2 separate regions of the Homo sapiens genome follow, and region 2 is linked to region 1. A link is a contact called in ENCODE Hi-C or POLR2A ChIA-PET data. All regions are on one chromosome and are shown on one strand. The core of a region is the stretch at or near the end of the contact, and the rest is flanking DNA. Distances in the headings are between cores, read along the strand shown.

What was found. Hi-C counts contacts between places; a loop is a spot of excess contacts on that map. ChIA-PET counts read pairs that join two places held with the same protein, here RNA polymerase II (POLR2A).
Region 2: a map of PC-3 shows a loop between it and region 1 (5-fold over the local background). The contact joins two enhancer-like sites. A Hi-C loop is called at or near these places in 1 of 168 maps with a recorded cell type or tissue (PC-3). POLR2A ChIA-PET finds 5 or more read pairs at or near these places in 1 of 52 experiments (BJ).

Annotation. Positions count from the first base shown.
Region 1 is chr7:81,297,744-81,301,979 of GRCh38, forward strand. No RefSeq gene overlaps it. Among named protein-coding and RNA genes, the nearest start is that of SEMA3C, 380 kb to the left of the region's middle. Within about 2 kb of position 1,573, at least 3 of the 41 ENCODE cell types and tissues checked have a DNase peak (open chromatin) inside an H3K27ac peak, as active enhancers do.
Region 2 is chr7:81,409,124-81,412,860 of GRCh38, forward strand. No RefSeq gene overlaps it. Among named protein-coding and RNA genes, the nearest start is that of HGF, 360 kb to the right of the region's middle. Within about 2 kb of position 1,493, at least 3 of the 41 ENCODE cell types and tissues checked have a DNase peak (open chromatin) inside an H3K27ac peak, as active enhancers do.

The DNA of each region.
Region 1 (4,236 bases), core at 323-2,822:
TTATGTAACATAATCATAAAAGGAATTTGCTATATTTTATTCATTAAAAATAACTCTCTGGGTTCAATTCTCACTCAAGGAAGGAAATACACAAAAGTATAAATAGCAGGAGGTGATAACCAAAGGAGGCCATCTTCAAGTCTGCCTGCCATGTCTGGCACTCAGAGACTTTAAGACAAATTAGTTGTTTAGATATAGATATAAATATAGGTATAGATAAATATAGAATATTACCAGCATGCTCCCTTTCAGTCATAATTTTGCTTCCAAAGGTTAATCAGACATTTCTGAATTCTCTTACTTTACACCTCTGTTTCAATTCTGTTACCTTCACCTCTTTTTGGTCTTCATATGAATGGAATCATAGAGTAAGTACTCTTTTGTTTCTAGCTTCTTTTATTCAACATTTTGTCTTTGAGATTCATATATACTGCTTATGATTTTGATTACTATAGAGTATGTACTGTATTAATATATCATGACTTATTAGTATATCCTACTATGTCTTAATCAAAGAATAAATGTCATAATGAATCATCTTGCATTACAAGGTTTTATATCTCAATTTCCTTTGTTAAACCTTCTCCCTACTTCAGTCCTTTTTCACTTTCAGTTCTTCCATATGCTTCTGCCATTCTAGTCTTGACTCAAAGGGAGAGATTTATACAAACTCATTTCCACAAGGTGTTCCTGATTTAATATTAGAAGATATTTAATATCCTCTAATACCACCTTTAGGGATTTTGCCATCTAAAATTACAAAGGAATATCTCTAAAATACAGATCTCTGTATTTTAAGAAAAGGCACCTCCTAGGTGAGAGAGCAATTTGGTGATGAGGTGGGGGTGCTAGCTGATAAAACACATTGAAAACAACATACTCACTTCATTTAATAGAAATATAGGTTAGACTTTCAAAACTTTTATCATTTAGAGTTGCAAAATAATATGTATTATAGAATACAAAATGGAACTTTGAATTGAGATGATAATGTGATATCAGATCTTTAACCAAACACTCCAAGGTAAGGTGCTCATTCTCTCAGTACACCATTGAAATGATATTGAAATAAAACAGCAGAGATGCACACATGCACTCTTGGAAACAAGATGCTGAATGTGAACCATAGAGACAGCTAAAGAGGAAACACAAATGAACTACAGATTCAAGAGAGTAATTTGAAACTTTTTTTGAAAATTTTAAGCCCTTTATTAAATTCCTTCAAAGCTTGTTAGTATGTTAAAAGTATCACAGGTACTTCAAAATTATTTCTCCAAAAAATGCTGAACGTGTGTTCTAAGTTCTCCCACTTAGAATCCATAATTCTGAATAAGCCTGTTGTAACCAAATTTAGCATTTCTCATTCATGCTTGGGGAGCCATATCCACTTTTATCTTAAAACATCTATGTATATGTGCACGGATTTTCTAAAAAACAAACTGAATATTCAGTTATAGGTGTGGTAATTTTCCTTTTTATGCATTTGGAATTTCCCATGTGTTGAAATCCTTGCTTTACTTTTAGTTTTGGACAGCAGTCATATCTTCCAAATAATCTCAATCAACACGATGTGCTGAGGAGGAGAGGAGGGCACTCCCCTAAAGTTATGTGCCACGAGGAAATTTCAACACTTTCACAATCTAGCTTATTTTAAATAAACAAAAAATGGAAGTGGTTCATGCATAATAAATCCCTGCTGGGCTGTACTGTGTTTTCATGACTAATTTCTTTTGCTAACCACAGCTTCTCAGCCTATGACCTTTAAACGGCAGGCATTCTTTACAAAAACATGGGCTCACTGTCAGGGCTGTGCCTTTTCTTACTCATGAACTCCCTAGTGACTTGTTAACTGTCCAAACATAGATGTCTTCAAACAACTTATGGAAAATGCACTTGTAGGACTTTTTTGGTGCCATGAAGGGAACCTTCCTATTATAAAGTCAAAAACTAAAATAATAATAAAGAATAAGTTGCTACTCGAAAGACTGATCTGACACATTTTATTTTTCTTCACAGAAACAATTCTGGTAGGGACATTGAAGCATATTATCTAGTCGTCTCTTCATAACTGGGCAGAATGGCAAATCATCTCAGCTGAGATTTCTAGGTGACTTTCTGGAGGATAAGGGGGGAATTTGATGTAGGTGCTAGAATCTCCTACTCCTTCTACCACATACCTATTTTATGACTCCTTAGCAACCATTGACTCCAGGTCTTTTTGTCAGAGACACTTGTTTAACATTTTCTACTTGCTCCGTTTTCTGTTAGTTAGCTCTGCTATTTATTATGGATGTCTTTTAACTGCTTTTGACCTTGTAAGAAAAATCTCTCTGTTTCAGGTGTAATTTACTTACATAAATAATAGTGAAGTTCTCATCAAAACCAGGAATTATCATTGAACTTCTCTCACTGAGTAATTAGCTCAACAACAGAACTAACATTGTTCTCAAGTTTCATGTTAATCTCTTGAAAGTTGTAATTTGATTTTTCTCTTTCAAGAGTCTCTGTTATTCAAGCACAACATCTTCTTTGCCTTCTCAATGGCTGATAATATCCTTAGGAATCTAATGACTGTGCAAGTGTCTTACTTCACGTATTCACCCTTTCTCTTCAGCATTCATAGGTAATATATAGAAGCACCTTTTTCCAGCTTCAGTTTTCTTGGAGGTATTGCACAGTCATCCATCTTCGGAATTTGCCTCTGTAAGTACACTATTTTGTGTTATTTTTCCCTTCTCCATCCATTGCTAACTGGAGCATAGTTGGATAAAGGTATCCAACCCTTTGGATTAATGAATGTGATTTGTTTGCTTCTCTTGGCAGTTTGGAATAAGGATAAAGGGGTAATAACTATATGGCTGCTTGTGCTGAAGCTAAAAGGAAGATCACATATTACTGATCTCATTCGTAGTTCTTTTCCCCCACTGTGCTGCTGTTGTTTGCATGCCTCTTTTTCAGCATGTAAAAACATTTTCAACTTGCATTTTATTTTATTTATTTATCACTCCCTGCAGTAAAAAAACTCTTGAGGGTAGGTGCCATGGCTTATTCACTTTGAATTCTGATCTGTGTCTAGGACGGTGTCTAATAAATAGTATAGTATAGATTAAACAATTTTGCTGCTTTAGTCAGGTTGCATTTATGGCCTCTTTTGCTGAGTTGTTTTATTCCTCCTGAGATGTATTACAGTGACCTCGTAACTTAATCCCATTACATTTATTTATGATCCTGATAACCAAGACCAATTTGAATTTTGAACATGTTTCCTGCCAGCTATTGCTCATAGCTCTGAGACCAAAATTTGTGTGGTGTCTAATTTATCATTGATGAAAACATCAAACACCCCTTATGAAATATTATTATGTACGCCCTGAAGTTGGAGCATTGTTTCACTGATATTTACTTTTTGTTACGTCCCTTAGATAACTGTACACCAACCTTATAGTTTTATAGTTTAAATTCTGTTTACTAGTTTAGGACTAGTATGCAATGTTGAGATAAGATAAAATGTTTTTTACAGTTCAAGTAAAGCAGAAGTAAAAAGGTATCATCTATCATCTGAGGCTACTGTTGGTTTATAGAAGACAAAAGTATAAACATACAGTATATATTGAAAACAAATAATTTACTTAAAAATCTTTTTTTTTTCTGTAGAGGTCCCCTTTAAGAATCTTTTCACAAAATGCTTAATGATATGACAGTTGTTTTATATGAAAATGCAGAAAGAAAACTCAACCAGTAAATGTGTAAAGCTCTATGTTATTCCATAAGTTTATTTTTCAGATTATTTCAAGAGAGGAATTTATTCCAAAAAATATTTATTGATTATCTACTACAGGGCAAGTGTTATTATTCAACGTCCTAGAGATACAGCAGTTAAAAATCAGACAAAAGTCCCTGTCCTTACAGAATTTTACATCTTTGTAGGGGAAGAAGATAAATATATAAATATGGCATTAATGGCTCTGGAAAATACTAATAATAACAGAGATGGGGTTATAGATTATTAGGGGAATGTGGCACAGCAATTTCAAATAGGGGGCTCATGGAGGCCGCACAGAGCAGCAAGGATCTGAAAAGGAGAGGGACACTATGTAACCATCTAGGGAAGAGCATTCTAAAATTAGGCAAAAGCAAATCAAAAGCCTCGAAGCTCTGAGCCTGGGGGTTTAGGATAGGCAATGAGGCCAGAGAAGCTGGAGTGGGTAGCTAACAGGAAGAGCACTTAAGGCTGAG
Region 2 (3,737 bases), core at 243-2,742, 110 kb after region 1:
GGACTAAGGAAGGTCAGTCAAAGAATTGAGAAATAAATTGGCAGAAAAAAATGGAGAGAAGACATACACATCACAATAAGAAAATAGTGAAATTCATTAAACCCCCATTATTTGAAGATTGGCTGTGGAAAGAGTATTCTAAAGATATTGTTAAAGGGAAAATGACCTGCAAATACCTTGTTCTGATCAAAATCTGCAGCCAATCTACATATTTCACTAAAAGAAATCAGCAAGTTATTGACAAGGAGCCCCCAAATTATCACTTAAACCTTAATTGAAAAGCCATGCAAGGCAAAAATTCATTATTCCATATGTTCATTAGAATAATTTTATATTTTCTGGTTTTATCATCTGATTGCAAATTTAGCCACTATTCATTTATGATGAAGTATTTAAAACCTTTAACATTAGAAACATTTTCCAATTAATTTCATTTTTCTGTGCCTAAACATTTCCAAGTGCTGATGAATGACTGAGATGAACTTGGCTAAAAAAGCCTGCTGAATTTTACTGGTTCCTTACCGGGTAGAAAAGCCAGATGATGCTTATAAAACAAGAATTAGAGGAGAATGGAAAAGTCAAATGCCAACAAAGTTTGAGGGAGCCTCAAAAGTGAGTGCTAAGAAAGTTGAACAAAGATAGTGGCAATACTAAAACAAAAGCTAATAGCTTCAGTATATTCAAAATCCTGAACTGAGAAAAGTAATATAGAACTTAAATTTTAAATCAAAATTAAATTGAGGTAATTTGTATCTTTAATATTGAAGGGCAGAATATATATTATGTGTCCCCCCCAAAAAATGAAACAAAGGAAACTACAGGAAAATTTAAAGATGCCTCGACTTAATTTCTCAATGAGGTTTCTTACATTTTCCCCCAAAATACTCAATATAATTTCCCTTTAGAACTGTTGACAAAAATGGAAGAAAAAATTCTTAAAAAGCTTCTATTCCCATTTATTTAAAATTTAATTGCAAAGTTTTCTTTTTTCCTGTAGATAAACAAATAACTTTGGTGGTTTTTTTTTTACATTGTTAAATAATAACATTTATTTTACCACATTAATAGTCACTGGGTGGTGTTTACATGTTCCTGTTTACGTGTGTCATGGTTTTCACCAAATATGTTAAAAAGTACGACTAGGATGAGTATCCAAACTTTTTATTTCAGAAAATATTTGTTTGGTTTTTAAAATAGTCAGATGTCAGGAATTCTTGCAAAAATTTAAAGAATTAATTTTGCTATTCAAAACAAAAAGCAAAATAGCCTTATGAAAATGAAATGTTTGACATTTTGGACAAAACATCTATTATAAAATGATATTTGGTTAAGATTACAATAAACAATTCTGTATAGTACAGATTAAACTCTCTTTGCCACAAATATGGCTTTAAAATCAAGGTTAAGTTCTTCAAAAACCAATAAAAAGAGAACTTGAGCTTCTGCCAAGCAGGTTTGCTGTTTGTCTTTTCCAAATCTCAGAGCCTTATGAATACCTGCCTGTGTCTCCAAATGGAGGCAAGCCAAACAAGAGGTGAAATATGTTTATGGCTGTGGTTCCATTGTTTCAGGAAACACGAAACACTGGTCTGCTGATGAGGGAGTTTCACATTACTTGCAATTATTGTAATACATTTGTATATGAAAATAACAATTCAAACTATTGTCCTCAGGAAATTCCTCCCCGTTTCTGAGGCTGAGAAAGATATTATCTTTTTAATTTACCTTAGGCATTTCAATATTGTGTTTGATATTCAATGAGTCTTTGAAAACACAAATTTTACCCATCCACCTAACATCAAATGGGCCGCCTCAAGTTTAAACCTGTTTTTATTTGATTTTTAGAATTGCACTTAATATGAAAGCAACAAAATGAAAGCAAACCGAAGTAGATCTGTAACCACTATCATGAAACACTAACACATACGTAATTATTTCAATGTGAGCTTCAGAAAGGCTTACTAATTGACAGTGATACTCATTCACACAACGTGGACTTGCAGATTCTAGTGAATGATGCTTGTTGTAACTTTTCATTATCCTTTGAAATAAGTTCTTTCTATGTCAGTTTCATTATAGCAACAAGAAGGATGGAACATTGTTCTATAATACAATCCTGGCATGACACTGTTTCCCTGTTTTTCAAGAGAAACATGGAGGGGTGGTGCAAGGCTACAGATGACGGGTCGGGGGAGGGGTGGGAGCAAGAGCTGCTCTAAAGGAAGTCTGCACTTTCCTAGATTGTGTGAGAGGTCCAGGCTTTTTGGTCTAAAGAGAGAGCCAAATTATACTTTCAAGACATTTTGAATCAGTTTAATCAAACTTATGGAAGAAGATAGTTCAATGGTGGTTGCCAGGGGCTGGAGAAGAGAAAAACAGAATTGCTGTTCAATGTGTATGAAGTTTCAGTCATGGTAGGTGTATTAGTCCATTGTCACACTGCTGAAGGAAATACCTTAGACTGGGTAATTTATAAAGAAAAGAGGTTTAATTGGCTCACAGTTCTGCAGGCTTTATTGGAAGCATGCCTGGGGAGGCCTCAGGCAACGTTCAATCATGGTGGAAGGCAAAGGGGAAACTGGCTCATCTGATGTGGCCAGAGCAGAAGAGAGCAAGAGCTAAGCGGGCGGTGCTACAGGCTTTTAAACAACCAGATGGCTTGAGAACTATCATGAGAACAGGAAGGGGTAAGTCTGTCCCCAGGATCCAGTCACCTTCCACCAGGCCACTCTTCCAACACTGGGGAATTACAATGTTGTTAACAGTGGAGGGTGCCCAGGTTCTTGGTGTCTTGAACAAAGAATTGGACAAAATGCACAAACAAAGCAAGGAAGGAATGAAGAGATTTACTGAAAAATGAAAGTACACTCCACAGTGTGGGAGTAGGCCTGAGCATAGGGGCTTAAAGTCCCCCTTATGGAATTTTAGGGAGTTTAAGTACCCTCTACTTGGTGTATGCTCTATGTAAATGAAGAGGATGAAATAAAGTTACAAAGTTATTTACTTGGTGTATGCTCTATGGAGAGGATATTTCCTGTTATAGCTGAAGTGTGAATTGGCCTTATGTTCCCAGCCTCCATACCCTATTTCCTGCCTCAGTTTGATAGGAACACAGAGCCAAACCGTATCAGTAGGTAAATAAATTCTAGAGACCTGCTGTACAACATAGTGCCTAAATGTAATAATTCAGTATTGCAGTATTGTACACCTCGAGTGTTAAGTATTCTTAACATAAGATCAAGTATGTTGAGTGTTGATCTTCTGTTAAGTATTCTTACCAGCACCCTACCCCAATAGATATAAGGAAACTTTGTGAGGTGATGGATATGTCTGTTACCTTGATTGTGGTGATAGTACCATGGGTGTTTGGTGTTTGCATAGATCCAAACTCATCAAATTGTACACATTAGGTACGTGAATTTTTGTATATCAATTATATCCCAAAAAAGCAGTAAAGGAATATTAAGCATAAAGAATAATGGGGAATAATGGAGTTTACATTGAGTTATAATACTTGAACCTTTTTAAAATACACATCATTTTATGTGGGATTTATTACAGGAAATGAAACTTTGTAATTTACTAGAAATAGAGATATTTGTTTCTTGTGTCCTTATGTCAAGTTATTAAATTCCAATAACATGGCTTTCCATGATGTATGATAATATTCGTCTATTTTTGTATAGTGTATAAGCTATACTTAGTGATTGCTACTGTCACTTTCTACATTCCTCTGT